Regions from separate parts of the Mus musculus genome. Here regions 2, 3 and 4 are each linked to region 1. Evidence: chromatin loops called from intact Hi-C (ENCODE). Cell type or tissue: left cerebral cortex. All regions are shown on one strand.

Region 1 (8,000 bases):
ACCCGCGGAACCCCATCCCTGAGTCTCTGAGAGCCTGTAGAGGGATAATTAATGGAGGCTCATCCAGAAACTCAGGGTGGAATGGATGTCCCCCTCCCAGCTGCCCCCCAGCCTCTGGGGACCGCTGTGCTCCCAGGTACCCCATAGCCTAAGGGACCTCCTCCCCACCCCCAACCCCACCCCGTGGCAGGCGCTGGGCGGCTGACCTGGCCTCCTGCCAACACGTGGGTCATGGTCTCATCTGCCAGAGCTGCGGGCTGCGGTGCCTAGAGGATCTGCGGACAAGAAGAGCAGGGTGGGGCTGAGTGGAGGTCTCAGTTTCCCCAACTGTAGAGACCGGATGAAGTCATTCTCAGCCGACGCCCTCCTCCTCGTGATCCCAGCCTGGCAAGACCAGCCAGGAGGGAAGGGAACCAAGATGAAGTGAGTCCCTTCTGGGCCCGGGCCAGGCTCTCTGAAGGGCACACGGGCTCTCAAAGATCTGCAGCCCACAGGGTCCAGGTACCTGAAAAAGGGGTAAGGAGGACAAAAGTACCCCGGCCCGGCTGGAACCAGGGTCTCTCCGGTTGTCAGCCAATCTGATGTCCTTTAGGACACCTTGGGACCGAGATGGCTGTAAATTGGAAACTCACGGGAACTGCTTCAAGACACTCGCCGGACCCTTCCTTCTGCGGGCCCAGAAACTGGGCTGTCCCGGGAAGGAAGGAAGAAGGAGGCTGGGGAAGGCCATCTCATAACCCCCTTCGTGAGGGGGGCTCCTACCCATGTCTGTCAATGCCCTCTCCCGAGCACCGCATCTAGCACTGCATCCCTCTCCCGCATTGGTGCACCAGTCACTGGGGTGTCGGTCTCCTGAGTTTCAGTCCCATCCCGTAGGAAGTGCGACCCCCAAACTCACCCACCATCCTAGGGATTGCTGCTTTCGCTCCGAGCAGGGAAAGAAACCAATCTCATCCCCGCCGCCACACCGGGTGGAATAGTGGCAGGATGGGAAGAGGGACTTACCATCTGCTGAGAGCCCAAGGCAATACGTCCAAGTTTCCCCGGGACGCCCCGGGGACTGGCGGAAGCGGCGGGGCCCCAAAGTGCGGGACTGCGAACTCGGTCGATCCCTCCCACCCGGGCCTCCTAGGCGCGCCCAGGCTGGGGTCACCGAGGGCGCAGGCCAAGGGCGCCCTCGTGCGGCAGGAGAGGGCGCACGCGTTGGGCCCGGACCTGCGGCAGGGGGCTGACCTACTGTGTCTGACAGCGCAGCTCAGCGGCCCAGCGTTGGTCCTGATATCCTGGGTGCCAGTGACCTTGGGAAGTGCAGCTGCGGGGCGGTGCGCGGGGGTGACTGGACTGCTATTCCGGGCGCCGCGCTCAGGGCCAGGGAATGTGCCTAGCGCTGGGGCTTGGGGTGGGATAGTCCATGCCAGGGCGCCCTCTCACTCTCAGTACCCCGTCCTGCTCCGTAGCACCCCGCAGCCAGATACGCCAGATTTCCTCTCCTCATCCCCATCACCCACTCAGGCCAGGCTCCTAGCTCTGTCCCAACAATCCCTGGGACCCCAACCCAGGTCTCCATCATCCCTGCAACTGGGACTTCCCACCCCGTCCCTGTTACCCCCAATTAGACCTCTCCACGCTGGTCCACATCATTCCCCAGTTAGACCTTCCTGCCTTGGTTCGCATCTCCACCCCCCCCGCCCCCCGACTCCTCACTCGAGTCCCAAGCATCCCCTCACGAGGCCCCGCGCGCCCGCTGGGGGCGGAGGGACCCTCCCTGCCCCACATTCCCAGGCGCTGCCGTCACCAATGCTCCACCCGGTCCCGCCCTCTAGGCCTGGACGCCAGTGCTGCTTCTCTCCACTGGTTTTGGCCTCAAGCCCTCCGCCTCAGTTTCCCATTCCCGGCACTCTGCCAGCCTCTTGTGGACCCCCTGACCCCATCGCCTTCGTGTAGCCTCCCGGCAGCCGGGCAGAAGGACGCCGCACTGCGATGATCAGTGCTGTGTGGACCATGCTATTCCTGGGCGCTGAACTCGCCTCCTCTAGGAAGCCCACCTGGCTGACCTCTGGCCCGCTTTCCTCACAGGGCACGGTGCCTGCTGTATGCACTCCCTGAAAAGCAGACTGCCTGCAGTATTTACTACACATAGAGGACAGTGTCTGCTGTATACACCTGCCTCAGGGAGGTCCTCTGGACAGGGCTCAGCACAGGACAGCCGCTGGAAACATCTCTGAGTGTGACCACTCCGTGACATTATTATGCAAGTCACTGTGTGCACACAGCTATGGCCCAGCAGCCAAGCCCAGTGTGGGGAGGTGGCCATGCATGGCCATGACTCCGATTTCTGACACCCATCATCCTGTTGAAGAAAAGATGCTAAGGCCAGGCATGGGCTGTGAGGAGAACCCCTACAGAACATATAACCACTAAAGGGGCTAGAGGCAAGGGTGGCCTAGCCAGGGTCAGCAGGAGAATGAGAGACAATCCTGACGTCCTGCTGTGAAAGGAAGGGACCTCAGCAAAGCAAAGATGAGGACCGTGTTAGGGAGAGAGAGGGGCCCGTGCAGTAGGAGTTCTGTTCTGGTATACAGTAGGCATGCACTCTGTCCTGGTATACAGTAGGCATGCACTCTGCATGGAGGATATACAGCAGACATAGATTTACAGGAGAAAATATGCAACAGATATACTATCCAGGTAGTGCACATAGTAGGCACTGAAGGGGAGTATACATTAGGTGCCCCGTCCTTCATGATACAAGTGTGCAGGAAACACTGTGTCTGGCAGAGCGAGCATATAGCTCACAGTATATACAATAGGTGCATATGTACAATAGGCCCTCTCCCTTGCAGGGATAGCATACAGTAGGCACTTTGCTGTGCAGCCACTGCCTACAGTAGACACTACGCTCTGAAGAGAGTGTGTCCAGTGAACATGGCTCTTTCCCCAGTTTTCCTAAAGCAGACTATCGCAGTGAAGCCGGCACCCGTCAAAAGCTGAGGCCTACAAGGAGGCCATAGAGCGGGCACTGTGTCATACAGGAGCATATACAGAAGGTGGTATGCTCTGCAGGGTGTGCACACAGCAGGCACTGTGGGGCACTTCCCTGCAGTTCTGACTCAGTCCAGCAGAGGGTGCACCAGGGCTCCAGAGCTCCCCTAAGTTTGCTCAGGACAGTGCAGCCTGCTGGGGACAGCTCTGATCCACACCCACTTCCAGCCGGGTTACCACCCTCGGAGCGCCTTCTAGGACCCATTCACCTCTGCCAGGATGGGATTGGGGCAGGGGACAGGGCTTAGTGGGACTCTCAGCTATCTGTAAGACCAGAGCTTGCAAACCAAATGGCCAACAGCTTGACTCAGGTACTTAAACATTTAACAAGTGGGTGTAGCCATACACACTTGTCATCCTAGCACTGGATAAGCGGAGGTAGGAGGATCGGAGTTGGAGGTTATCCCCAGCTGCATAGGATGTTTGAGTTTGGCACAAGCATCACCGAGCACGGACAGAGCCTGGGTGTCGTTCCCAGCACAGAGGTTATACACACCTGACACCCCAGAATGGGGGAGGGTAGAGTCAGGAGGATCAGAAGTTCAAAGTCATCACTAGCTACAGGCTGAGTTCCAGGCCAGCCTGAACTCCAGAGTGAGGGTCGCCAAAGTGGGGACCGGAGGCTGTCAGGCCTGTTCACAGGAGAACCTCGTGGTGCCCCGTGCAGCCCTTGGAACTCTCCTGAAATCCCTGAGGCCACCTGATCCCCAACATGTTCCCTTCTGCCTCCCAAGGACACTGGGGTCCGGTAACTGCTATCCAGACTCTAACCTCTCTGGGGCTCCCATCTGCCCCATGGCACAGGGGTTGGGGCAGAATCGAACCCACACTGTCGTGGTCATCCTATGCATAGGTATTGGGAGGCTCTGGGCTCCTGTCTTTCCTCTTGGGAGCGCACGAATAGAGAAAAGGTTTTAGTTCGGTTTGTATATTCCTGGTAGCTGACCCTGCGCTCCTGGGACCTGCTGCATTGTCAATCCCAAAACTGCAGAAGATCGAGGAGAAAGAAGGGCGGGTCTGAGGCTGGAGTTCTCACACCGAGCGAGATTGCTCCAATGCTCTTTACTTTGGCAACATTGGGTTTGGGTTGCTTGTGTGTGTGTGTGTATGTGTGTGTGTGTGTGTGTCCCTGTTGTGTGCACATGTGTGTGGAGGCCAGAGCCTGGGATTCTCTCCTAGCTCCCTACCCAGTGCTGGAGTTACAGCTATGTATCCCATCCCACTTTAATTTTATTTAAGACAGGGTTTCTCTGTATAGCTCTGGCTGTCCTGAATCTAGCTCTGTAGACCAGACTGGCCTCGAACTCACAGAGGTCCTCCTGCCTCTGCCTCTGGAGTGCTGGGATTAAAGGCCTGCACCACCACTGCCCACCCAGTTCCCATGCCTTTTTTTTTTTTGAGGCAAAGTCTCAAGTAGCCCAGGCTGGATTTGAGACCCTCACCCTAAACCCTGAATCGTCCTGATTCTACCTACTGAGTTTTGAGATGACAGGTATGTGTCACCGTGCCTGGATCACTCTCCACTCTCCCCACCCCCACGTCTGCTGACACTGCCATTAGCAAAAAGACCCACGCAGACAAAAAACGGATCGCTCCTGCAGAAACCTGGCCAGTTCCAATGGCCACACAACACCCTGCTCAGCGGTCGAACAATGTCCCTGAACAATGTCCCCGATCAAAGGTCGATGCCAGATTCCTCCGGAAGAAGATAAGGGGAGGAGCTTGGGCTGCAGGGGAGGGGCCTTGCTGCAAGAGTCCCACCTTCTGGGCAGTGGCACTTAGGACATAGTTCCCCTGAGGACATCAGCTCTATCAGCAGTAACTTGGGCGACTCAGGGAATAGCACAAGGACCAAGCAAACCTGACCCAGCAGGGAGAACCCACTCTGGGGGCAAACAAGGACTCAATAAGATCATAATATAAGGGTGACTTCTGCCTCCACCTCCTCAGTGTCACCACCACCTGGCTAGGAATTATGTCCTTGATCCTCCAGCTGTAACATATGTTCCAGAGCCTCACCCTTGTTTGTGGCTGCATGATATTCTAGCGTGTGGGTGGGTCACACTGTGTGTCCATCATCCATCCATCCAGTGGATACTGGCTGTCCTAGAAAGAGTGCTCTGGAGATGAAACTCTGTGAACTGAGGTCCTGGGGTGGGATAGGCTTGCTGTGGGCATGGGAAGTTGCAGGAAGAGAGAGGGAAGGGGAAAGACGGGTGTGTGAGGGACACAGGAGCCTCACTTCACCCGAGCCTGGAGGGTGCCACAGCGTGGAAAACTTCGAGCTTCCTGGCTATTCTGAGATGGACTCAGCTTACGTCCTGGGCAGAGGCCCTGGCCAGTGAGTCCGGGCTCAGGGTGACACGTTCCCTGGCTCCTTTCTGGCTGTGAATCCTGCCCAGTTCTCAGGGCCCCCATTTGGGTTTGGGTGTCAGTGGCCAGACCCACTGAGGGCTTGATTCAGTGGGTCTCCGCCCAGAGCCCTTCCTTTTGGCTCTGCATCTGAGAGGCTCAGAGCAGAGATAAGGGAGGATGTGAGTGGTTCCTGTCACCCACCCCCACTGCTGCTGCGAAAGTCACCTACCTTCCTGGGCAGTCAGCACACTGGGGGGGTCCTTCCCCCACACACTCGTGCTGGGTCACATCGCCCAGATCCTGGGGTGTCTGAAGTGTTCAGGCGGTCACTTCCCTCTTACCTCCTCGTGTCTGATTCCAAGTCTCTGGGGACATTTTGTGAGTGGCTGAGAGCTCACGGGTGCAGCCATGTGGAGCCCAGATAGGAATCATGTGTCTGGGAGGCCTTGGCCGCCTCGTAAAGATCCATACACAAGCCCGAGAGTCTCGGGGCCTCTGGAGAGTCTCAGCAGCCAGGCAGTCACCCCTCCACCTGCGGCAGGTATTTTGAGCAATGCTTCCCAAGTCTTCTCCAGAGAAATCTGCTGAGTCTTAAGAGTTATCTCAGGTCAGCGGGAGAGCAGAGACGGAAGATGGAAGGGCTGAGCATGGGGACGCAGCAGCTTGGGGTGTGAGGGGTGAACAGTCAGGCTGAAGGTCATGCCTAAGACCATGGGCCATGGGACCTCAGTGACTGTGACTAACATAAAGCCGGCCAGTGTTTGCCAGGTGTGACAGCACATGCCTGCTATCCAGGGCGGAGACAGGAGGTTTAGGAGTTCGAGGCCATCCTGTGGTATGTGAGCATTTCTTACTTTTTGGTGCGTGGCTCAGCAACTTGAACCTCGCCCACACACTTGCGCAGTTGTCTCTACCATTTATCTCCATCCTGAAGCTCCACTGCCATTCGATATGAACTCTCACCAACTCCCAACTTCCAGCACCCACAGACCCACTTCCTGTCTCTATTGGTCTCTCATGGAGTTCCAAACTGTGTGGCCTTTTGCATCTAGGTCTCTCACTGAGCCTTAAGGGCCTTCAATGATGTGGGTGTCAAAAATCTCGTTCCTGAGCCGGGCGTGGTGGCGCACGCCTTTAATCCCAGCACTTGGGAGGCAGAGGCAGGCGGATTTCTGAGTTCAAGGCCAGCCTGGTCTACAGAGTGAGTTCCAGGACAGCCAGGGCTATACAGAGAAACCCTGTCTCGAAAAAACAATCAAACAAACAAACAAAAAATCTCGTTCCTGTTCATGGTTGCATGATATTCCAGTATGTGGGTAGGCCTCACCGTGTGTCCATCATCAGTTTATAGGCACAGATATCTCTACCTGCTGGCTGCTGTGGACATCTCTGTGTCCATGTCCATCTCCCCCCTCTTCCTTCCTTTTCTCCTTTGAGTTTTTGAGACAAGGGTCTCAGTTAGCACAGAGTGAACCCGCTGTGTACCCAAGGCTGGGGAGTGGAATGTCCCTCCTCAGCAGGGCACAGGCTGACAGAAGGCCATTTATTTTGCTCCTCAGTGCAGTCTCAGCCAGAAGCCCCAGGATCAGCCAGGCGAGAGAGAGAGAGAGAGAGAGAGAGAGAGAGAGAGAGAGAGAGAGAGAGAGCCATCAGCTGATGTGCACACTGCAGGGCTCCAGGCCAGACACTATGTCTCTTCTGTCCCAGGAAGTTGCTGTTATTCTGTGGACTCAGCCACCCACCCAAGTGCCTGTCTCTGCTCTTCACTGGGGCAGGAAGCCAGGGGACCACAATGCAGCTGCCAGATATTCATGGTCCACCCCATCTTAGAGCCATGCTGGGAGACCCTGAGCTTGCAAGAACCCCAGGTACTTGGTCTGCCACTTGGGGCATGAATGGTACCTAACCTAGAGACCAGGTCCCAGAAAAGGCCTTGAAAGAGTCTCAGGCTTTGAAAAGTTGTCCTTCTCATTGCTGTGTGTCACTGCCGGCACATACACACCAATGCTCCTGTGGGCAGCAGAGGATAGGACACCTTTGGGTGGGAGTTGGTTCTCTTCTTTCAGGGTGGGTCCCAGGAATTGAGCTTAGGTCGTCGAGGTCAGAGGCAGGAGCTTTACCCTTCAGGTGTCTCAGGACCCCTAAGTCTTCTTCTTTCTCAGTGTGCTTGAACCTGGAACCAATTCATTTTATTTATTTATTTATTTATTTATTTATTTATTTATTTATTTATTTATTTTTGGGTTTTTGAGACAGGGTTTCTCTGTGTAGCCCTGGCTGTCCTGGAACTGACACTGTAAACCAGGCTGGCCTTGAACTCAGAAATTCGCCTGCCTCTGCCTCCCCAGTGCTGGGATTAAAGACATGGGCTATTTAAACTTCTCAAATGCATCCTTTTATAGAGGCTGGGCTGGGGCTATCTTGGGGGCACAAAGAACCCTTCAGAGATTAGCACGAAGTAGGCACTTGACCATCCCAATGTTATTTAGCAAACATAGTAAGTGTTCTGCCAGACAGATCTGCTATGGAGGAGTTTAGTGCCAGCCATGGGAATGGCTCTGTTCCACTTCCTGTCACCCCCTCCCCATCCCCACCCTGACCGG
Region 2 (8,000 bases), 160 kb after region 1:
GAGGAAGGGAAGGGGGAAGGAGAGAGGGAGGGAGGGAGGGAAGGGGAGGGAGGGAAGGGGGAAGGAGAGAGGGAGGGAGGGAGGGAAGGGGAGGGAGGAAGGGGGGAAGGAGAGAGGGAGGGAGGGAGGGAGGGAAGGGGAGGGAGGTGGGGTCAATCTGACACCTGATACTGGCTCAGGTGCTCAAGGGGAGCTCTGGGCAGTGTGGGGAGGGGAAGAAGGAATTGGTTTGGGAATCTGTGGGGAAGGGTCCTCACCCGGCTCTCCCACCCACAGGAACCACCTTCCTGAATGTCTTGGGGACTTGTGACCCTGGCAGAGTCACAGAGCCAGAGAGGCTCCTCTCGGGAGCATCTCGGGGAAATTCAGCCTGGCTGGGTTGAGTCACCATGTTGGGGAGAGATTGTTGGTTTCAACGTAGGCCCCCACCCTGCAGCTCATGGTGGGGCAGGACTTGTCACCACGGTAACCAGCCATCATCCCAGCCGGAGACCAGGCTGGTATTGAATTGTGGGCTGCAGGAGTGAGAGTGAGGAGGGGGGACGGGCGCCGCCATCGCTCAGCACACACCAGGCTTAGTAGACGGGGAGGGAGGGAGGCAGGGAGGGGGGGAGGGACTGACTGGGGGGCAGGGGTTGTGGGGGTGCTCTGTGGGTGGGGTGGAGCTGGGGAGGTACCTAGATACCTTTCTATGCCTTTCTTAATTTCTTTCCTTTTCTTTTCTTTTTTATAAAGATTTGATTATTTTATGTATGTGAGTACACTGTAACTGTCTTCAGACACACCAGAAGAGGGCATCAGATCCCATTACAGATGGTTGTGAGCCACCATGTGGTTGCTGGGAATTGAACTCAGGACCTCTGGAAAAGCAGCCAGTGCTCTTAACACTGCTGAACCAGCTCTCCAACTTTCCTTTTAATTTTTAATTTTTTTTTTTGAGACAGGGTCTCTCATAGCCCAGGCTGGCCTCCAATTCCCTATGTAGCCAAGGATGGACCATGAACTGATTCTTTTGTTTCACTGAGAGGGTGCGGGGCAGACATGTGCTACCTCGCCTATTTATTTAATGTTGGAAATGAAACCCAAGGCCTAATGCTTATTGGGCAAGCACTCTACCCACTGAGCTACAAGTATTCTGTCCACTGAAATACAAGCCCTCTGTCCAATGAGCTACAAGCACTCTGTCCACTGAAGTACAAGCCCTCTGTCCACTGAGCTACAAGCACTCTGTCTACTGAGCTACAAGCACTCTGTCCACTGAGCTACAAGCACTCTACCCATTGAGCCCCAGCCTTAGGATCATTTCTTATGGGATGAGGCCAAAGCTTTGCAGGAAGTAAAGTGAAGGGCTTCATGGGTTAGAGGCTATTGTGGCTGGGCTTAAGTGATGTGTAGTTGTCTGTTCACAGTTGCTCCATCCATCTTCCAGAGGGGATGACCCCCTGAAAGCTGACCTGTGTGAGACTCTCCTAATCCGCTCTCACAGCCACGGGAGAGATGAGACCCAGACCTCGACTTTTCTCACACACACACACACCCCATCCCCACGAAACTGAGGAGCTCTGTGTCTTTTTCAACTCATTAAGTATTTTTTCTGCCACCTCTGGGCAATGGAAAAAAAGGGAGTCCCGCCCCAGAAACCTCAGAACAGTTGCACATAAGGCCTTGGCCTGGGGTGGTCTGTAGACTCTAGTAACTCTAGAGAACCAAGAAACGGGCAACGCAGGTTCCCCGCGTGCAAAACCCGGAGTCTAAACAGATTACACCCTAAACTCAGGGTTTTCGCCTCCAGCTGCCATGCCTTTGCGGGATATAACCCAATAGACCGGGAGCGCCTGCCCTCTTCTGGACACAATGTGAACTTCAAGACGATGGGGCAAAGCTGGTGGGTGGCAGGAACACGGGCTCTCTCTCTCTCTCTCTCTCTCTCTCTCTCTCTCTCTCTCTCTCTCTCTCTCTCTCTCTCTCTCTCACAGACACACACACACACACACACACACACACACACACACACCCCAGGGTATGGTGACACCTACTTGTAGTCTCAGCCCTGGGAAGACAGGAACAGGAGATCCTGGGGGTTTGCCCTCGGCCAGTCTAGCCAAACCTACAAGCTCCAAGGCGAGGGGCAGGAGAGAAGGTTCTGTGGCTAAGGGTGGCTGCTGTTTTAAAGGGCCTGAATTCAATTCCCTGCCACATGGAATACAACCCTGTGACTCCAGCTCCAGACCCAACAACATGGGGCAACTCATTGCACATGCCCCAGTGTAGACACAGCTACACACAAATTTTTAAATAAGAAAAATTAATCTTTTTTTTGTTTGTTTTGGTTTTGTTTTTTTGAGACAAAGTTTCTCTGTGTAGCCCTGGCTGTCCTGGAACTCACTCTGTAGACCAGGTTGGCCTCGAACTCAGAAATCCGCCTGTCTCTGCCTCCGGAGTGCTGGGATTAAAGGCGTGCGCCACAATGCCCAACTCTTTTTTTTTTTTTTTTTAATCTTTTTTTTTAAAAAGTTGTCAAGCCATGTTGGTGCGCACCATTAATTCTAATACATGGGAGCAGCAGCCAGCCTGGTCTACAAGGTGAGTTCCAGGGCAGCCAGGGCCACACAATGAGACCCTGGTTTCCAAAAAAGGCGGGGTAGCCACAGATCAGGACAGAGGGGTGGTGGAGGAGGCTTGTATGGGACTGGTGTGCACTGAACACTGTGTGTCTTGGTTTTACTGGTGATAGGAGAGGCCTGTAGACTCACCCCAATCCCTAGAACTAGATGACTATGACCCCAGCCCTGCAGCTGTCAAGGCACCTGTGTGAGGCAGCTCCGATGGCACAGAGAAGGCTGATGGGGCCCTGGAGGTGGCCCTGGGAGCCCAGGCTAGAGGAGGTAGACTCCAGGGTGGGGATCGTGCTATGTTTAATAGTGATTTGAGGACACCACGGTTAACAGTGCGGATGGGAGAGAAGAAAGCAAGAGAGCAAGCCAAAATGCAGCAGAAGTGAGGGCGGGGATGGGGTGGGGAGGATGGGTGTGGCGGGCGTTGGGCAGTTGGCTGTCTAGGTGGCAATGGGGGAAGGGAGGGTGGGATTGAGAGAGGACAGTGGAAGGTGAAGGAGGAGACAGGAGGAAGACATGAAGGAGGAGATGGAGGGGAATGAAGGCGCTGGAGGAGGAGGGAGATGGGAGAGGAGATGGAGGAAGAGAAAGAGGAGATGGAAGAGGAGATGGAGGTGAAGACAATAGGGCAGATGTACGGTGCATGGCAGTGCTTGGAAGGAAGGGAGTCTGAAAGAGACAGTGGAGATGATCACTGGAGGTGAGAGAGAAGAACTCAGCCTAGGATGAGGCTATCTCTTAAATGGAGATGGACCCACACCATAGGTCAGCCTGGGCCCTGAAGAAGAGTCTGTGACTGGCCTGGTGCTCCCAGGCTCAGTTTCCTCTGCACTGAAATGGAGAGAGCTTGGCTTGAGTTGACTTAGAGGCTGACAGCTGCTATAAGGGTCCCTGTAGCCTCATCTTCCAGAATCCTTCTCTTGGGCAGCGGGAAATGGGGAGTGGGGGGACCATGGGTTCAGACAGCAGTTCAGCCTGGAGCCAGGGCTGTGTCACTAGACGGAAGACAGGGAGCAGGCAGTGGTTTCATGAACCATCCACCCAAAAGGGACTTTTTGTTTCTTTCCAGACTTATTCTGTGGCTGGCCTCTCCCCTACCCTGGGTTTGGGGTTCCCCTTTAGAGACTCCAAGAAGATCCACCCAGGTCTGGCCTGTCAATGGTTTGTCTCTGGCTGGCCCTCTCTAGACAAATGATTTACTGTCTCTGTGTGAATAAAAGGAATATTTTATCATAAGGACAGAATAACAAATCCATAGAAAGCTCTTGACAAGAAAATCTTGTGTGTTCTGAGAATCTGTATTTCTGTCCCCTTCTAACAGTCTAGTAGTAGACTGCTAGGTGGTACCATAGGTAGATGGGTGGATGGGATGTGTGGATGGATGGGTGGGTGGGTGGATGGATGGGTGGATGGATAGATGAGTGGATGGGTGGGTGGGTGGGTGGGTAGATGGATAGATGAGTGGATGGGTGGGTGGGTGGATGGGTGGGTGGGTGGGTGGGTAGATGGATAGATGAGTGGATGGGTGGGTGGGTGGGTAGATGGATAGATGAGTGGATGGGTGGGTGGATGGATGGGTGGATGGATAGATGAGTGGATGGGTGGGTAGGTAGGTAGGTAGATGGATGGGTGGGTGGATTGTGGGTGGTGGGTGAATGGGTGGATGGGTAGATGGGTGGATAGATAGATAGATGGGTGATTTCTTCTTCTAGTTGGATCCTCATCCCAGGATGAGTATCTGCCACCACACTCCTAAGAACCTCAGGGAAGACCATCTCCCTTTGTTTCTGTTAGTGTCCATCCGCCAGCATGGAGCACCATCTACCTGCCAGCCTTTGCCAAATATAGGTGCATATTTGTAGGGTTTAGGATGGAAGCCAGGGTCTTACCATGCAGGTTGGCTGGGCAACAGTCAATTTTCATTGTCCACTTGAGGCAACCAAGGACTACCAGGGAATGGCGTCTCAGTGAGGGACTGTAGCGTAGGTGGATGTGGGCCTGTCTGTGTGGGATCACCTTTGTGCTCTGTTATTGTTTGAGTCGGGGTCTCTCTATTATGCGGCCCTAGCTATCCTAGAACTCGATCTGTAGACTGGGTTGGTCAACTTAAAGAGATCCACCTGCTTTTGCCTCCCGAATGCTGGGATTAAAGTCATGCACTATCATAACTGGCCAAGGGGTTCTCTGTTGTGTTACCTTGGGTGGGAAGAAGACTGGTACATTGTCCCTGGATTTGGGTCCTGAACTGTGTGAATAGAGAAGGCATGGGAGGGGGCTGTGTAGACAGCTCAGTAGTTAAGGGCAGCCACAGCTCCCAGCAACTGCAGCTCACAGCCACCTGTGACTCCAGCTCCTGTGATCTGCCTCCCCCTTCTGGCCTGAGAAAGTACTGCACGTACACACGCAAGACACTGCCCCACTCTCAACTAAAAACAAAACTAAAATGTAAAAAGAAAGAGTGGGGAAAAGTCAGCTGAGTTCAAGCAAGAGTGCAAGCTGGGTAGTCACAAGCAAGCTTGCGAGCCGAGTTGTCATGAACCCTTTCCCCCTAGCTCTCTTCACCTCGGTATTTTATTCCAGCAACCAAAACGGGTCCCGCTGCCGCCCGTGCCTCAGATCCCAGTCTGTGTGTTCACACGTGCACGGGTGACGTCAGAGGTTCTCAATTCCTCTCACACTATTTGTTTGGAAATTTGTTTAGTTTTACTTTATGCATTTGAATGTTGTGGCTGCATGTCTGTCTGTGCACCACGTGGCAACCTCAGAGGTCAGAGAGGACGTGGGATCCCCTTGAAGCTCGACTTACAGATGACTGTGAGGCCCCTGGTGGGTGCTGGGAACAAACCTGGATCCTCTGTGCTCACAGACAGTGCTGTAACCGCTGAGCTGAGTGTCCCTCTTGCCCTGATCCACCTTTTTCTTTTTTTTCTTTTTTTTTTTCCTTTGAGTAGAGTCTCTCAGGAGACCTGCGTCTCACCGATTAGGGCCAGGCAGGGTTGTCTTGGGATCTGCCTGTCTCCCAGTCCTCAGCGCTAGGATTTCAGAAGCTCACCTCAACAGCAGACTCTCGTGGGTTTGGAGGATTCAAACTCGGGCCCTCCTGCTTATCTGAGGTCTTTACTGACAGCTTTCTCCCAGCCTTTGTGACATCCTTCATCTCTAAACCCCACCCGCCCCCAACCAGCTTGCCCATCTGCTGAGAGATCCACCTTTTGCCATGGGATGCTCGTGGTTTGGCCATGCGTGTCGAATCCATGACGCAGCCACAGAGACTGTAAGGATTCCATTTCCTCTTTTGTGCAACTCTGCAGATCCTTAAGCCACTCGAGCAATTTCACTGCCCAAGCGGGAGGCAAAACCAACTCATTGAGGCTTGTGTAAGGGAGGCATTCATGAGGCAGTGAGCTCTCAGGACTTACCCTGGAGCTTTCCGTTCCAGGCTGGTACCGCAGCAGTTCCAGAGGGAACCCTCTCCTACAGAGCAACTCCCAGGTTCTCTTCTGTTCTGGCATTTTTCACTTATCCTACACTTAATGTAAGCCCTGAAGGGGGATGGGGGAAAGAGAGAGACAGAAAGAGAGACAGAGACAGACAGAGACCGAGAGAGAGATACAGAGAGACAGTGACAGAGAGACAGAAACAGAGAGACTGAGACAGAGAGACAGAGACCAAGAGAGAGAGAGAGACAGAGACACAGAGAGAGACTAAGAGAGAGAGAGACAGAGAGAGAAAGAGAGAGAGAGAGAGGAAGGAAGGAAGGAAGGAAGGAAGGAAGGAAGGAAGGAAGGAAGGAAGAGAGATCTGTGAAATATCATCCACTCTTGCAGTCCTTGGCTCTCTGTGTTTGTTTGTTTGTTTGTTTTCTTTTTCTTTTTTTTTTTTTTTTTTTGGTTTTTCGAGACAGGGTTTCTCTGTATAGCCAACTCTGCCTCCCTAGTGCTGGGATTAAAGGCGTGCGCCACCAGGCCCGGCTGTGTTTGTTTGTTTAAACAGGCTCTCTATGCAGCCCTGGCTGGCCTGAAACTTGCTATGTATACCAGGCTGGGATTGAACTCACAGAGATCCCCTGTCTCTGTGCTAGAATGAAAGGTGTGACCACTACACATCACTCCCACTGTACCTTCATCCCAGTTTTGTGCTTAATATCAAGATAGTTGGCGAAATATTCTGGTGGAATATACATTTTCCTTGTTTCTTCCTTCCTTTCTTTCTTCCTTCCTTTCTTTCTTTCTTTCTTTCTTTCTTTCTTTCTTTCTTTCTTTCTTTTATTTTATTTGTTTGTTTAATGTATGTGAGTACACTGTCATTCTCTTCAGACACACCAGAAGAGGGCATCAGACCCCATTACAGATGGTTGTGAGCCACCATGAGGTTGCTGGGAATTGAACTCAGGACCTTCGGAAGAGCAGTCAGTGCTCTTACCCGCTGAGCCATCTCTCTAGGCCCCTGTTTCTTTTTTAATTAATTAATTTATTTGGTTTTGTTTGTTTGCTTGAGCAGCAGCCCTGGCTGTCCTGGAACTCACACTATAGACCAGGAACTCAGATCCCTCTGCCTCTGCCTCCCAAGGGCTGGGACTAGAGACATGCACCACTCCCACCCGGCTATTTTACTTTTGATTACGTATATGAGTGTGTCTCTGTACATACCAGTTCCCACAAAGGCTAGAAGAGAGCATAGAGTCCTGTGAGCTGCAGTTACAGGTTAGCTGCCCAGTCTTCTGGGACCTAGACGTTGGTTCCTTGCACCGGCAGCAAATGTTCCTAAGTACGGAGCCGCCTCCAGCCCCATCTGCCCTTGGAGTTTTTGTTTTCTGGTTTCTGACCCCCTGAAAGCTTCTCTGGATCTTTCCCATGGCATCTGCCTTTCCTTTTTGGAAGCTTTAGGAAATTTTTATTTATTCTCAGGGTTCTGAAACGTCACAAAGACGTGTCTGCCCATTTCCATTCATCCACATGAAACCCATGTGCTTCAGTCCTGATTCTTCCTTCCTTCCCTATCACTGTGATAAAATACTTCAAGAAAAGCCAACTCAAGGGAACAAGGGTTTGCTTGGCTAATAGTTCCAGGTTCATTGCTTTGGGGAAGAGGAGGTTTTAGCAGCTGGGGAAGATGCTCACACTCTGTCTAAAGTTAGAAGAGACAGTGAAAACATGCATGCTAGGGCACTCACTCCAGGGATACCAGCCTAGAAAACAGTGCCACCCACAGTAGGCAGGATGCCAGCCTAGGGAATGCTGCCACGCACAGTGGGCATGTTTTCCCACTTCAATGAAAATAATCAAGTAATTCCCCGGCAGACAAACACAGACCCTGGTCTCCTGGGTGATTCTACACTTTGTCAGGCTGACAATTATCTTTAACCATCATATCTATGTACTTACA
Region 3 (8,000 bases), 59 kb before region 1:
AGTGTCTTAATCCACTGAGCCGCCTTCTCAGCCCTAAGTTCTCTACTTTTATGGGCCTAGGTGTTGGGCTGCCTCTGCCTATGCACCGTGGGCATGCAGTGCTGACCCCCTCCCTCCACAGCCGCCAGAAGACACCATCACTCAGTTACCTAGCACTCTGGTGAGCAGTCTGTGAGCCACCTAGTGGTGCTAGGAATTGAGCACGGGCTCTCGGAAGAGCAGCTAGACGGGTTTGTTTTTAAATTTTGATTATGAATTTCACATCATGCACCTCATTCCCCCACTTAGCGCCCCATCCCTCCATAGCCACCAGAAACATGGAAACTTCGATGTTACACAGTCCACCTTTTGTCCATATTCATTGCCACAAGTCACTGGTCTGGTTCACAGCCTCTGGCTTCTGCTACACTATCAATACTGAACCCTCACCAGGAAGTAGATGGTGCCCCTAGCTGCCGAGCCATCTCTCCATACCCTTAAATATACCAAGTATGGCCAGGCACGCGATCAGACAGAGCTTGGGGAGTCTTAAGCATTAGGAGAAAGATTTGAGGGTCCCAAAGAGGACAGAGTCAGCTAACCTGGACCCTTGGTGGCTGGTTACAGAGACTGAACCATCAGTGAGCACAGGCTGGACCTAGGCCCTCTGTACATGTATAGCAGATGAGCAGCTAGGTTTTCCTGTAGGTCCCCAAACAACTGCAGCAGGAGTTGTCCCTGAGCCTGCTGCCTACCTGCCCGCCAGCCTGTGGCTTCTGTACTCTAAATGGACAGTTTTGTCTGACCTCGGTAAGAGAAGATGACAACCCACAGCAACTCGATGTGCAGTATGGGCTGGGGTGGGGGCTAACACTAAGAGTGAGGCTTTGCCTGCTAAGGAGGATGGGTGCAGGACTTACCTAAGGGATGCTGGGAAGACCGAAAGCGCTGATACTGGGCTGTAAAGTGAATACATTTAACTCAAAAACTTCAAGTTAAGAAAGTATGGCCAGGGGCTGGGGAGATGGCTCAGCCTTTAAGAGAACTGTCTGCTCTTCCAGAGGTCCTGAGTTCAATTCCCAGCAACAACATGGTGGCTCACAACCATCTGTAATGGGATCTGATGCCCTCTTCTGGTATGTCTGAAGGCAGCAACAGTATACTCACATAAATAAATCAAAAAGTATGGCCAGGCAATGGCAGGTGGATTTCTGAGTTTAAGGCCAGCCTGGTCTACAGAGTGAGTCCCAGGAGGCTGTTTAGGGCTGCACAGAGAAACCCTGTCTCGAAACAAAAAGAATGACCAGGCATGAATGCTCGCACCTTTAATTCCAGCACTTGGAAGGCAGAGGCAGGTGGACTTTTGAGTTCACAACCAGCCTGGTCTATACTGTGAGACTGTCTCAAAAAATAAAAAAATAATAATAATAAAAATAAATAAAAAGAGCACGCTCCTCTCACAGCCGACCCAGTTCTGTTCCCAGCTCTCATGTATTCAGTTGTTCAGTTGTACATGGATAGTGTACAACTCCAGGCCCAGGGGGTCTGGCCTTGGTTCCTGTGTGAGTACCACACACAGGTGCAAAGAAGATAAAATCTGTGACTCGGTTTTAGCAGTTCAGGGTCATCCTTAGCTACATGAGTTTGAAACTTCCCTGGGATACATGAGACCCCACTCGTCATCTCCCCAAAACTATGTGAGTACCAGCTATCCTGGGGAATCAAGTGAGACACCTCAGCCATGCAAAGGGAGATGGGACCTGTGTAGACTGCTTTCAAGTATTTGTGACTAAATGGGATTGCCCCCAAATTATGCAAAGCCTCAGGAGGGCCCTAAGGAGACAAAGACAATTGGAGCTATGAATTTGAGGCCAGCATGATCTCTATAAACCCCTTAACCCCCACCACCACCAAAAAAAATCAAAAAACAAAAACAAAAACCTTATGTGGGGAAGGTAGATGGAGAAACAACTGTCTTAACTCCAGCTCCAAGGGATCTAGTGTACCTAGCCCCAGTGCCAGCATCCATGTGCACTCAACTATAATCAGACCTTTCTTGTTTTGTTTTGTTTTTATCCAGACAGGGCTTCCCTGTGTAGCCCTGGCTGTCCTGGAACTCACTCTGTAGACCAGGCTGGCCTTGAACTCAGAAATCTGCCTGCCTCTGCCTCCCAAGAGCTGGGATTAAAGGTGTGTGCCACCACCGCCCGGCCCAAGGGAGTATTCTCTTTTTTTTTTTTTTTGGTTTTTCGAGACAGGGTTTCTCTGTATAGCCCTGGCTGTCCTGGAACTCACTTTGTAGACCAGGCTGGCCTCAAACTCAGAAATCCACCTGCCTCTGCCTCCAGAGTACTGGAATTAAAGGCGTGCGCCACCATGCCCGGCTTGGTTTTTTCACATGATGTTTCTCTATGCAGCCCTGGCTGTCCTGGCCACTACTGTCCTACCTCTCCTCTCTCTTTAAAGACAGGGATGGTCTTTCTATGCATCCCTGGCTGGCCTGGAATTCACAGACCGCTCTGCCTTCTGTGTGCTACACGTGCCTCTGCTGGACTTTGCTACTTCGTGGGCTTCTTTTTCTTCCATCCTTCTCCACCTTTTTCCTCCTAGCCTTCCAACCCCCAACACTAGATAAGAGAGAAAATGTTGGAGCTGGGCGTGGTGGTGCACACCTTTAATCCCAGCATTTGGGAGGCAGAGGCAGGCGGATTTCTGAGTTCAAGGCCAGCCTGGTCTACAGATTGAGTTCCAGGACAGCCAGGGCTACACAGAGAAACCCTGTCTTGAAAAACAAAACAAAACAAAACAAAAATAGAAAATGCGGCTTCCTTTCCAACATTCATTCATATTCTCTCTCTCTCTCTCTCTCTCTCTCTCTCTCTCTGGTTTTTCGTTTTTTGAGATAGGGTTTCTCTGTGTAGCCCAAGAGCTGGGATTAAAGACAAAGACTTGCCGGGCGTGGTGGCACACGCCTTTAATCCCAGCACTTGGGAGGCAGAGGCAGGTGGATTTCTGAGTTAGAGGCCAGCCTGGTCTACAAAGTGAGTTCCAGGACAGCCAGGGCTATACAGAGAAACCCTGTCTCGAAAAAACAAAACAAAAAAAAGACAAAGACTTGTGCCATCACACCTGGCTTCTATTTTATTATAAAACGAAACACTCACTGGGTCAGGGAGTCTAAAGCCAAGTCCCAGGATGGTGGAAAGAGAGCACTGATCTCTCCAAGTTGTCTTCTAATTAACCACTCACTTTTGAGGTGGTAGGCTCACACATCCCACAAGAAAAGCAGACAGCCTGGAGGTGGTAGCTCACGCCTTTAATCCCAGCACTTGGGATTAGCCTCTGGCCAGCCTGTTCTACAGAGCGAGTTTCAGGACAGCCAGGCCTACACAGAGTCCCTGTCTTGAACCTCCGTCTCCCCCAAAAATGTATGTATATATTTTGCTATTAGGAATCATAATTGTAAATATCTGATATGCAGGATATCTGATATGCCACCTCCAAAGAGGCTGTGACCCACGGGTTGAGAATCACTGCTTGAGACCTTGTACATGAGAGAGGCAGAAACACAGAGACAGAGAAGACAAAGAAAACCAGGGACAGAGAGACAGACACACTAACAAAAACCCCAAAGGGAGCCACGCCCCTCCGGAGGGTAGCGGCGCTTTTGCTCTGGCCTCCGGACAGCGGGGGGCAATGGCGAGTATCCGCAGAGCGGAAGCTGTTGAGCGGTGGAGGCGGGCCCTCCCGGCAGAGCTCGCGATAACTGCGCAAGCGCAGCCCGTACTTCCTTTTCCGAGTAACCGCCAAGATGGTGAGTATTCGTGCACGGCGGTCTGTGCTCCCGGGTATCCGTCGCCATCCTCCCGGGGCCCTTTCGCAAGACTCTGGACTCGCTGCCTGGGGATGTAGCGATGTGCTCGGGTGCCCGGAGACTGCGGATGGCGGGTGCGGAAGGGCCCGGATGGCTGCGGGCGGCCGCGGGGCTGTGTGTCCCCTCGCCCGTCCGCCGTAGCTTAGAGGAGCGCGGCTCGCGCAGCTCAGGTCCCTGGGCTCCCGGGTAAGGTTGCCGAGCCCCTGCTAACCCCGACTCGCGCTCACGCAGGCCGAAGTGGAGCAGAAGAAGAAGCGCACCTTCCGCAAGTTCACCTACCGTGGCGTAGACCTCGACCAACTGCTCGACATGTCCTAGTAAGAGGCCCCGTCACCTTAGTCCCGCCGGGTCGCTGGCCCGTTTGTACATTTTCCTTTTCTGTGGGTGGTGCTGGAAATAGAGCCAGAACCTTTGCACATGTCACATGGGAGAGGCAAGGAAGGGTCTCGAGTGCCGGGCAATGGTGGCGCACGACTTAATCCCAGCACTTGGGAGGCAGAGGCAGGGGAATTCTGAGTTCGAGGCCAGCCTGGTCTGCAGAGCGAGTTCCAGGACAGCCAGGGCTACACAGAGAAACTCTTGAGTCGGAAAAAAAAAAAGGGACCCGTGTAGCCCAGGCTCTCCTCGAACTCCTGATCCTCTCAACCTCCCTAATGTTTGGGTCACCATCACGGTGCAGAGCATCAAACTCGGGGCGTCCTAGCCTCCTAGGCAAGCGCTCTAGATTGTGACCTCAACTCGGCCCCTGCTACAGTTGTGCAGTGTTCGACAGTCTTATGTAGACAGAACTACCTTGCCTCAGTCTCCCGCTGACTGGGCTCACAGGCCTCCCTGTGACCTTGGGGAAAATCAACCACGGATAGGTAATTTGTCTGGGTGGGCTGTCAAAGGAAAAGGTTTGATCTCGGCTTACGTCACTGCCTGTGGAAGCTGGTGGATTCATTTTAGAGGGTTGTGCCCTGAAGGTTGACGGCAGTGCTATGGAGGACTTGTCTTTAGTGAGCTCCCGGCATGTTCCTTTCTGGGTGTGAAAGAAATGGAGCAGTGCTGGCGCAGCATGCTGTCCCCGGGTCTCCAAACCACCCCCTTCTCCCACAGTGAGCAACTGATGCAGCTGTACAGCGCCCGCCAGAGGAGGCGCCTGAACCGTGGTCTTCGGCGGAAGCAACACTCACTGCTCAAGCGCTTGAGAAAGGCCAAAAAGGAGGCACCACCCATGGAGAAGCCTGAGGTGGTGAAGACGCACCTGAGGGACATGATCATCCTGCCGGAGATGGTGGGTAGCATGGTGGGCGTGTACAACGGCAAGACCTTCAACCAGGTGGAGATCAAAGTGAGTTGTGGTCCGGGAGTGGCTGGGTGGGTGGCTTTTCTCTGTGCCAAAGCTGCTCACACCACTCTGCTTCCTCCTCTCAACCTGCAGCCAGAGATGATCGGCCACTACCTGGGCGAGTTCTCCATCACCTACAAACCCGTGAAGCACGGCCGGCCCGGGATCGGTGCCACCCACTCCTCCCGATTCATCCCCCTCAAGTAGCCGAGGCCAATAAAGACTGGTTTTGGTCCCTGGATTCTGGGTTTTTGTTTTTTTTCTGGGGATTGGGTTGGTCCCTGTGTGTGGAACCTGGAGCCTTTTGGGTGGCTGTCACAGTCCACCAGAATGAAGGTGAACAGTTACATGTAAGGGGCTCACGTCCATGTCCACGTCATCTCTGCTGCAGTCTCCGCTTTCAAGCTGCCCAGCATGCACGGCAGAGCTGAGCATCAGGAAGGGCAAGGGGCTGCTCCCTGGGTTTGGGTCTTGGGGGGGGGAACTGCAGTGACAGTGGACACACAAGGGGACCTGCTGCAGCCTGCGTAAGGGTGCTTCTTTTACCTGGAGCTTCATTCTGTGACCTGGGATAGCACGTGTTCTGGAAGACCTCAAGCATGTCACCAAAGCCTATGCTGGCAGTGTGACAGGCTTAGCCTCCTACTTGTGGAATGCTGACACAATTGACATCTGCAGTGGAGAGAACCCCTGGCCTGTTTCTAAGGCAGGCTTTCTTTGAGTTCACCAGGCTGGCTTCAGGCCCTGGTGCTGGGACCAATTACAGGCACCATGTTCAGTGGCTTGTTTTCCTTAGTCTGTCGGCCTGGAACTTGCGTCCACCTGCATCTGGCATGCTGAGACTAAAGGCTTGCAGCCTTGTTAGTAAACATTTTCCCTCTGGGAATGTGAGGCAGGGTTTTCTGGAAGCTTCCAGTCCTTCCTGCCAGGGAAACATGTCTCCAGCCTAGCATAGGCTTGGGTGTGCACATATGCAAGTTAGTGACTTTGCCCACGAGGGCCAGAAGTGGGTATGGGATTACCTGGTCACCATGTGGGTGGGTGCAGGGTCCTGGTATAGTACACGTTAACCACGGAGCATCAGTCCCATCCACAGCACCAGGCAGGTGACACTGATAGGGAAAGATCAAATTAGGGCAATAAATAGTTCAAGGGCTCCTAGGCTTCTCCATCAGGCTCCCTGTTCCTGCTCATCATCTAGTGGGAGTTTACCTGGCAGGCTGCCCCACCTACTTTGCACTTCATGAGACACCAGCACCCTTCTCGGTTCAGCTCCTGACAGAAACGGGGGCTAGATGTGCACCAACCCCTCTGCCAGGCAGGTCTGTTCCTCTGCAGTCACTGGGGTCGCCTACTACACACTTCCTCCTGTGGTAGGTAGCTCAGAGTTAACCGGTCAGCATTGATTGCATCCCTGGCACCTGGAACAGATAGTCCCACCTCAGTATCAAGTGGACCACACCCAGTTTTTAATCTGTTTTTTTGTTTTTTGAGACTAGACCAGGATGGTCTCAGATCCACTTGCCTCTACCTTCCAAGTGAGGGGATTAAAGATATCTGTCACTCCACATGGCCAATTTTTAACTTTTTGCTTATTGCTGAGTACCCAAAGACCAGGCTTGTAGACCTGTTTACCCACTGTACAGGGTTGAGCATACAGAATTCCAGTAATGTTCACATGACAGCGTCCACATCCAGCGGATCCCCTCCATGCCCTGTGCCCGGCTCTAAGGCTGGCACCCAGAACATTTTTCTTGAATGACTTGTGAATCTTAGCGGGTATCTGGGCACGCAGGTGACTGACTATCCACAGGCAGATGCATGGTGTCATAGCCACAGGGTGGCGCTTCTAGCTCCCACAAACACGGACTCTGCATGGGTCTCCTCCTCTTCAACGGACCGGTTCCAACACTTAGGGTGCTCCAGGCCTGTTAGATATATGCTTTGTCGCTCTACCCAAAGAGATCCTGTCTTACTTATATTTTCATCTCCAGAGTCTTGGGTCACCCCTCATCAGTGTAGTGACACCCCCTCCCGCCCCTTGTTTTGCGCAGGCGCAATACTCCCGCCCCTTCCATCCCTGCTGTGGAGGGCGGGGCGCGTGCTGTCCGGGCGGCTGCAGCTTCATGGGGCTCTTGGGACTCCTGAGCCTGCTGCACTCAGCCTTCTTTGGGAACCAGGTAGGATGCAGGGAGTCCTGGTCGGAGATGAGGGTGTGGGGAGAGTCAGGTGAGGTCCTGACTGTGGGAATGGCGGCCCCGAGGACAGTAGAGGACACTCAACTGTCAAGCTAGCCAACTTGATGGGTCGGGGGGCCTTCCGTAGTTGCTCTGGAGACAGTTGCCAAGGAAACCTCCTGAGCATGTGCATGGGGCTGAGTTCCCCTCCCTGTACTGCAGCGACCCCTCCCCCGTCCCGCGCAGGCGCAGGTTTACCTTGAGGGAGACTCCTTCAGCAGGAAACCTCATTTCTTTTCCTTTCCTTTCCTTTCCTTTCCTTTCCTTTCCTTTCCTTTCCTTTCCTTTCCTTTCCTTTCCTTTCCTTTCCTTTCCTTTCCTTTCCTTTCCTTTCCTTTCCTTTCCTCTCTTTCCTTTCTTCTGCGGAGACCCTCAGGTCTCTGAAGAACAGAGGGCTGCAGCTGGTGCACACCAAGCTCAGGCTCCAGCCAGGGCAGGATGCAGGCCTCGACCACGCCCTACACACTCGCTAAGCCTCAGTTTCCCTGCGGACATTACTGAGCTAGAGCCTCCCCGCTCAGCATCCATTGACTATGACATTTCAAAGGTTCTGTTCTGAGACTTGCGGTATTGCAGTTCC
Region 4 (8,000 bases), 140 kb after region 1:
GGCCCAGAGCGATGGGGATTCGATGGAGACGCGGGGCCGTCGGGGATCGATCGGGCACAACTGTCGCGGAACAGCCCCGCGGAGCTGCCAGGAGCGAAGCAGTCACAGGCCCGGGGCCGTGCAGGCATCTCGGGGTGCGGCGTACTCTCCTGCAACCCCACACCCGACAGAGACCCCTGGGACTACCCAAGCTGGACACCGCTTCTCTGTCTACCAGGGGAGAACTGGAAGCTGTGGGATGTGGCGAATTCAGATCTGTGGCGCCTGCAGATTTGGGGGAGGCTGGAATGAAGGTAGCAGTCGCTAGAATTTCTATGAACCACCACCACCCCACCCCACCCACCGGCGAGAAGAAAGGACTTGACTTAAAACTCTCATTTCGGTGGGCAATAAACAGTGGCCTGTCGGGAGAGGCTAGGGTGCACCCGCCTCAAAGGAACAGCTTTAAGCATCTAAAGACCCCAAATCAATTTTTTTAGCTAAAATGAGAAGCGAAAACGAGGACATTGGTGAGGTCAAACTGGCGGAGGGCCAGAGCGGGGGGGGGGGGGGTGGGGGGGGGTGGGGGGGTAATCTGTTCCAGCCCCGCCTTCAGGGCGCTTCTGGGGTGGATGAAGGCGACTGAGGGTTCCTGCGAAGCCCGTGCAGGTCCCCAACGTCGCTGTCGCTTGTACTTGCTATCCCGACCCTCACAGCCCTCAGGTTAACTGGGCCTCAGATTTCTCTCAAATGTGGGCTTAGCACAGAGACGGAGAATATTAGCCAGGCGCAGCCCAGCACGTTTGGAGACCCCAGAGGCAGCCAAGGGGCTCCTGGACTCCATCCCTGATTTTCCCAGAGGGGATACTGAGGTCGACTGAGAGGTTCTCTGAGTTGGCCTAGGTCCCCACGGGGATAAATATGGGGGATGCCCTGCCCCACTCCAGCTCACCCCTCCTCCACCCTCAATTTGCTAATGACCCAAGATCGATCTGGCCCCAGTCACCGGTTCGCCCGTGGCCCCGCTCAATTCTATTTCACTAATTACTAAAGTGGGGGAGGCCAGTTCTTGGGGCTCAGGGGGCACAGTCCGTTTCCTAGGGACCCCTAGGTTTTTACTCCATCTCTCAGTGGGACCGCAGACCTCGTGGAGATCCAGCTCTTCATGCCCAGAAGACTCAAGCACAGGCTGCACATGCCGGGAGAAGCCCTGTCTAAGTCTGGACAGTCTGCAAGGGAGTGTGTGGCACCTGAGGTTGCTCTTGTTCAAGAGAAAAGGGAGTCCCCTCATCTCAAAGCCCCCAGCTTCCTCTCTTTTTCTTCAAAATGGATTCTCCGCTCATGGGGGAGGGGGGCTATAGATATCATTTGAAACAAAAAAAATGAAGGCAGGGGACTGCATCATCCCAACCCTCTGCCCAGGAATCCCGGGGTGGCTGGTATTTGAAAGGGTTTATGGTCATCTTTTGTTTTTCTGTTTTTAAACACCCAGTCAACCCCTGTAGCTCTTTGCTTTCTAGAGCTCTGAATGCTATCGGTTGACGGTGGTGGATTGATTTCCACACCCCACGATTATTTTTAATTATCTGTGATGTTGTAGGATAGACTTGGGGACTGCAGACTTGACTCTGATCCTGGCCATAGCAACTGTCCCCAGCTCTTTGTCACTGGGGAGGAAACCCCAGTGGTGCAACAGACACTCTGTGTGCCTCAGTTCCTCTATCTGGAAGATGGCTGTGGCCCCAAATTGTCCAGGCTCCCCAAATCAGAAGACCCCAAGGCTTCTGCCCCTTGGGGGAGATGGATGGGTAAAAGTACCCACTCCTGCAAGCTTCACCCTAATGGCCCCCTCTGCAGTCTTTACTCCCCACTATCCCCACCCCCACCCCCAACCAGGAGACCAAGATGGCAACAGGCAAGAAGTGATAGGCTCTGGATCTCTTCCCTCTCTAGGACTGTTAAACAGCTGGAGCTTAATAAATGCTGACTTGTTCACATTGAAACAGTCCCTTCAGCCCTGTCCACCCAAGGATTTGGGAGAGGGACCTCTGTGTACCCCCCCCCTTAATGGCTCATATACAATGCCACTCACTTTCCTCCAAGATCCTCTTCTCTGGGGGGGGGGGGGCAGCATGAAAGGGGAAAATGAGGAACAGAAAAGGATCTGTGCAGCCCCGGGCATGGACCACCACGCCTGTCACACAGCCAGTGCACTGTGGACATCAGATTCTTGGTTTGCTTTGTTTCCAGCCTGATAGCCCAAGCCATTGGTGGGGGCATCCCTTGAGTGAGCGTCAGAGCCCATGGGTGACTCAAGCTCCAGAACAAATGCCAATAACCCTCCCTGGCAGTGAGCAGGGCAAGGGAGGCAGGGGCTGAGGCTGAGTGAAGACACCCTCCTAACACAAGGTCCCCCCAGAGTCTGGCATGGCCACCCTGGTAATCGGTAATCTCTTCTCCACAAACCCAAGGGGTCTTGTTCCCAGGTGCTTTGTGCCTGTAGGGTGCCATCCATGTACCCCTTCTGTCCCCCTTCACTGTCTGCAGGTGGGAAAGGGAGAGAGAGAGAGAGAGAGAGAGAGAGAGAGAGAGAGAGAGAGAGAGAGAGAGAGAGAGATCCTAGGCTAGCTATCTCAGTCTGAAAAAAAAAAAAAAACCCCAAACCCAAGCTGGTCTAGAGATGACCAGTCTCAGACAAGACATCCTTAGACCCCAGAGATATTGGGGACAGGAAGTAGCCAATTACACGGGACTTAGGAGGAATTTTCCCCTCTCTCTTCCCCCCCTCTCTGTCATCTTTTCCATGTGTAGCCCTGACTGTCCTTGAATCCAGTTCTGTAGACCAGGCTGACCTTGAACTCAGAAATCCACCTGCCTCTGCCTCCCAAGTGCCGAGATTAAAGGCATGTGCCACTACACCGGACCTTGGAGGAATTTATGTTTGCTTTGATGCAAAGACTCACTATAAAGCCCTTGCCTGACTGGAACTTGCTACATAGACCAGGCTAGCCTCCAAATTAACGATCCACCTGCCTCTGTCTTCCCAATCCTGGGCCTAAAAACCACTAAAGTCCCTGTTAAGAAAGATTTCTGCAGGGCAATTACATTGCACAATTGAAGAAACAGAGGCCCAAATGCCCAAATGCCTGCTTTTCCTTGTGCTTGAGGCCAATGTGTGATTGTTCTGGGGACCTACTAATAGCCCCACTTCATCCCAAAAGAGGTTTTGAAATCTTTGTGTGCATACGGGGAAAACAGCCCATCTTTCTGAGAGTGTCAACAGAGTTGGGGGGCGTTTGTAGCCACACTTCAGGAACTGGGGGCGGGTAGGGGCAGAAGGGGGAATGTACAGGACAGAGAATCAAAGACGCTGATATGAGAACACACACACACACTCACTCACACTCACACAGAGCCAGGACTAGCGGTCCCCCACCCCAATCCCTCAGGTTCTTCTCAGGGCAAGGAGAATGGGGAGACCCAAGAAGCCAGCCTGGTGCTCCAAGGGGTTTGGCGGGTGCAGGCGGAGCGATGGGCGGGGGCGCTGACGTCAGACCCGGGCCGGGGCGCCGGCGGCGGCCGCCCCGCCACATCCTGGTGGCCGCTGCTCGCAGCAGCCGAAGCCGAGCGAGAGCACTGAACAAGCGGGACAGTAGCAGCCGCCGCCACCAGGAGCGTCGGCCAGTGCGTGGGGACCATGCTGCGGCCTTGAGCACACACGAAGAGGACACCCAGGATGGAGTTGAGCTTGGAGAGCCTCGGGGGGCTGCACGGGGTGACACACGCGCAAGCCGGCGAGCTGCTGAGCCCGGGCCACGCGCGCTCCGCCGCGGCCCAACACCGAAGCCTAGTGGCATCGGGGCGCCCAGGCCTGGTGGCCGGCATGGCTAGCCTGCTGGACGGTGGTGGCGCCGGGGGCGGGGGCGCCGGGGGCGCGGGGGCTGCAGGGGCCGCGGGTGGTGGCCCTGACTTCCGTGGGGAGCTGGCTGGCCCCCTGCACCCGGCCATGGGTATGGCGTGCGAGGCCCCAGGTTTGGGTGGCACCTACACCACGCTCACGCCCTTGCAGCACCTGCCGCCGCTGGCCGCCGTGGCCGATAAGTTCCACCAGCACGCGGTGGCTGGGGCGCACGGAGGCCATCCACACGCTCACCCTCACCCGGCCACCGCGCCGCCACCGCCCCCTCCGCAGCGCCTGGCGGCCAGCGTGAGCGGCAGCTTCACCCTCATGCGCGACGAGCGGGCGGCGCTGGCCTCGGTGGGCCACCTCTACGGGCCTTATGGCAAGGAGCTGCCCACCATGGGGTCGCCACTGTCGCCGCTGCCCAGCGCGCTGCCCCCCGCTCTGCACAGCGCCCCGCAGCCGCCGCCGCCGCCACCGCTCGCCGCTTACGGGGCTCCGGGCCACCTGGCCGGGGACAAACTACTGCCACCTGCCGCCTTCGAGCCACACGCGGCGCTTCTGGGGCGCGCAGAGGACGCGCTGGCCCGAGGGCTGCCTGGAGGCGGCGGCGGCGCGGGAGGCGGCGGGGCGGCCGGCGGGGCGGCCGCGGGTTTGCTGGCTCCGCTGGGCGGGCTGGCTGCGGCCGGGGCGCACGGGCCTCACTCAGGCGGCGGTGGCCCCGGAGGGGGCGGTGGCGCTGGCGGCGGCAGCGGCGGCCCGGGAGCCGGCGCTGCAGCCGAAGAGATCAACACCAAAGAGGTGGCCCAGCGCATCACCGCCGAGCTGAAGCGCTACAGCATCCCGCAGGCCATCTTCGCGCAGCGCATCCTGTGCCGCTCGCAGGGCACGCTCTCCGACCTGCTGCGCAACCCGAAGCCCTGGAGCAAGCTCAAATCCGGCCGCGAGACCTTCCGCAGGATGTGGAAGTGGCTGCAGGAGCCGGAGTTCCAGCGCATGTCGGCGCTGCGCCTGGCAGGTAGGGACAAGGGCCCCTGAGGCTCGATCCTGGGGGACATGGTTGGCACAGGATGAAGGACCTTGGCTAGTGCGTCCTGCCAGCCTAGAGGGGGGAAACTGTAGCCTCTGAGGCTGACCCGGGGTCTGCATCGCCGAGTGTCACTAATAGAAAGAGGGCAAATACAATTATTGTTTCCGTCCCTATTCTTTTAGGGACTGTGTAGGGTGTCTAGTGTCTTTGAGGCTGATGTAGACATAGGGTGCTAAACTAAAACAGCCCTCGCGTGGCTCCGTGTGTGCGCGTGTATGCGCGCGTCTGTAGCACGTTCCTTGGGTTCACGATCCCCTGCGATCAGAGGTGCCACTCCCCTCGTCCCCAAACATCCTGCAAGAGGGACCAAAGGCGCCCTCTCTCCACCCAGTCACAAAGCTCTAGGTGCTGACTAGACTCAGCCAAGGCCTGGCCACCGCTCTGCCCCCAGCCCCAGCACCACCACCACCACCGAGCTCTCTTCCTATGCAGCTCAGCCTCTGCCGACGATCGATCCGCTAGTCCCCCATCCCTCCCCCCTCTGGCCGTTGGCAAAGGTCATTTGAGATTGGGGGAGGGGCAGCCCTTGGGACCCTGGGCTCAGTGGCATCCACCAGAGGCCTTCACACCCCCCCCCCCCCGTGGCTCCCAGGGCCTCACTCCCTCCTGTTTTCCTGTCCCCCCTTTCTACTTCTCTCCACGGGGACAAATTGCTGTCCCTCTCTTCGAGCTGCCTCTTCGGTACCCAGTCCAGTCTCTCTTTATTCTTTTCTTCTCTTGCGCCTTGCCTGAGTCTCTCCCACACACAGAAGCATGCGAGCCAGCCCCTGGGGGACCCGTTGTCTCCTCCTTTGGTCTAACCTGTCCCCTCCCACCCCAGCGAGGAATGTGGGGGTGTGCCATAGACCCTACATCCTCCGTGATTGGGAAGGGGTGTCAGGAGGCCGGTGGTCTGGGCAGAGCGTTTTTTCTATGGCGTAGTGGGGAGGGGGCTGTGCACCCCGTTCCAGGGACAATAGCGGTTTCCAGAGCCTCATCGATCCCTCTGCATACAAACACAGAGAGGGGCGGGGCAGCCGGGACTCAAGAGAGGCGCCCCTAAGGCAGGAGCTGAGAACTGGGTTGACTGTACCCCTCAGACCACACTACAAGCCTGTGTGGGGTGCAGAGAAGCAGGGGCCCCTGGGCGTAGCGGGGGGGTAGATAGACGTGGGTTTGGTTGGAGCCTGTGCTACTTGCTCTATCTGTGGATTCTAAGCCCACTGTGCAGGCTGGCACACACACAGACCCACTTTAGTTTCCCCTTCCTCTGGAGTCTTTAGTGGGATAACTCAGTGATGAGATGCGCCCTGTCTTTGGGCTTTTGGGGCCATGCATTCCTGGGGGGTGGGCAGGTGGCACTGGAAGACATTAGGATAAACACACACACAGGTTTATCTGAAGAGCCCTGTTGCTAGTGAGGGACACAAGGACACCTGCCCCAGAACACAGCCCCTATCCTGTCCTGTCCTGTCTTGTCCATGGTTCTCCTCGGGTAGTGTGCCCCCGATCCACTGTCTCCAGGTGATCTGGTGCTCTGTGGATTCTAAGACCAAGACCTCCCCTCCTGGACATACAACCATTGTGTACCCCAAATCCATGCCACTCGCCTGTCACCTGCACGAGTGACGTTCCAATTGCTCTCCTGTGGACACAAAAGGCGGACACACCACAGAACTGCTGGACAACACATGGGCCCAGGGTCCCAGATTCTGTAAGGCCATCAGCCCTCCGTGTCCCACTTGAAGCAAGAGGTTAGCCATTCCAAAGGGAGCCACGGTCAGACTGGCTTCTTGTCTCTCAAAGCTCTGGTGACCAGCATCTCTCCCTAAGACTGTTACAGGATGACTGTGTCACTTCTAAAAGTGTGGCCACCTCAGGGGAGCACAGAGTCGGGTAAAAAATGAGATACCTGGCCTGTTCCAGATCAGCCTTGGAGCCGAGGCTGTCACGCTGTGACCCAGCGCTCCAGGTCCCTTCTCTGTCTTCATCTTCAGACTCCGCTGGAGTCAGAAGTGGCAGCCGGGGTCATTAGGCTCGAGCCAGGCCTTTAGTTCTGGTCCCCGCACAAATGAAAAGCAGTTAAGTGGCGGTAAATTGTGACATTTAGAGGGTGCTGGGGCGGCCAGGCGAGACTCTTCAACATCCTGTGTCTTGGTGACAGCTGAAGGTGCCAAACCTGGAGCCGAGCACTGTCCCTCACTCCCTTATCCCCGACCCACTGGGGACAAAATTGGACCTTGGCTTCTATGAACCCAGGAGGGAAACTGTCCACCCAAGCAAGTCACAGACTTACTGGGAAAACATTGTCCCCAGTGCCACCAACCCTAGAATGTCCTTCCTACAAGACAAAACCAGTGAGAGAAAGGGAGAAGGTAGGGAGATGAAAAACAGACAGACAAACAGACGGGGGTGTTTGGGGGGGCGGGAGAGAGAGAGAGAAATGGTGTGGGAGAGAGAGATGTGAGTTGGAGAGACAGGAGGGAAAGGGGAGGGTGGAGGGACAGAGAGAGGGAAAGAAACCAGAGCAGAAAGAAGCAAAAAGAAAGGCTGAACACAAAGAAAGGAGGTGGGCTAGGGAGAAGCCAGAAGGGGGCTGAGGTCAGGCTGGCCCCTCCTGGTCCCTGAGTCCCAGTAAAACACAGCCTTCCTTTGAGGACCCCTGAGAGTAAGTCCTTTCTTTGTTGTGCCCAAGAAACACAGCAAAGAGCGGCAGAGTCCCAGCCCTACCCCAGTGTGTGTTGTCCCCCGCCTGCCTCAGTTTCCCTAAATGTAAAACATGCATTGTGTGTGTAGGGAGTAGTCACTGAAGACCCCAGCTTTCCCAGGCACTTTTCCCACCAGGGGGGACATATTTGCATCTGCTCCCACACCACCCCAGAATCTCCTCTCTGAGCTGTGTGCCCCACCATCACCACCACCACACACCCCAGTGACAGTCACAAACTGTGATTATGGGAGCGGAGCTGGGGGAGGGGTGGCTCCTGGCGGGTGGGGCGGTCGATGAATTCGAATTACCGTCTGTGATTCATCACCGTGCGCCCAGGTCGA

The links. Peaks named below come from ENCODE experiments on the same cell type or tissue, not always from the same donor. Only the 100,000 strongest peaks of a DNase experiment are listed, where the experiment ranks them.
Region 2: a loop joins it to region 1, with 2.1 times the contacts of the local background. A loop is called at or near these places in 2 of 42 quality-filtered maps.
Region 3: it touches region 1 in a loop (4-fold over the local background); 12 of 42 quality-filtered maps call a loop at or near these places.
Region 4: a loop joins it to region 1, with 2.4 times the contacts of the local background. A loop is called at or near these places in 2 of 42 quality-filtered maps.

The regions. Positions count from the first base shown.
Region 1 is chr10:80,347,351-80,355,350 of GRCm38, forward strand. It overlaps Adamtsl5 (ADAMTS-like 5), which reads right to left and starts at 1,098. Exons shown (of 13, transcript NM_001285435.1): 1 at 1,006-1,098; 2 at 207-275. In left cerebral cortex, CTCF peaks have their summits at 1,177 and 3,111 (motif pointing right); a DNase peak (open chromatin) is centred at 3,123; H3K4me3 peaks cover 843 bases; H3K27ac peaks cover 401 bases.
Region 2 is chr10:80,504,569-80,512,568 of GRCm38, forward strand. The region is part of intron 1 of Onecut3 (one cut domain, family member 3); the gene reads left to right. Among named protein-coding and RNA genes, the nearest start is that of Onecut3, 14 kb to the left of the region's middle. In left cerebral cortex, CTCF peaks have their summits at 1,822 (motif pointing left) and 4,992 (motif pointing left); DNase peaks (open chromatin) are centred at 1,834 and 4,986; H3K4me3 peaks cover 410 bases.
Region 3 is chr10:80,288,691-80,296,690 of GRCm38, forward strand. Rps15 (ribosomal protein S15) reads left to right here and starts at 3,741. Exons shown (of 4, transcript NM_009091.2): 1 at 3,741-3,793; 2 at 4,085-4,170; 3 at 4,952-5,186; 4 at 5,277-5,424. The coding sequence starts at 3,791. The coding sequence ends at 5,390. It overlaps Gm30682 (a long non-coding RNA gene), which reads right to left. Exons shown (of 3, transcript XR_871874.3): 1 at 7,619-8,000; 2 at 6,417-7,111; 3 at 5,445-6,295. It also overlaps a transcript of Apc2 not described here. In left cerebral cortex, CTCF peaks have their summits at 175 (motif pointing left), 1,112 (motif pointing left), 3,671 (motif pointing right) and 7,036 (motif pointing right); DNase peaks (open chromatin) are centred at 3,718, 4,937, 5,310, 6,462 and 3 more places; H3K4me3 peaks cover 2,950 bases; H3K27ac peaks cover 2,479 bases.
Region 4 is chr10:80,491,293-80,499,292 of GRCm38, forward strand. Onecut3 (one cut domain, family member 3) reads left to right here and starts at 3,614. Exons shown (of 2, transcript NM_139226.3): 1 at 3,614-4,898. The coding sequence starts at 3,716. In left cerebral cortex, a CTCF peak has its summit at 3,617; no DNase peak of the experiment used is centred here; H3K4me3 peaks cover 644 bases.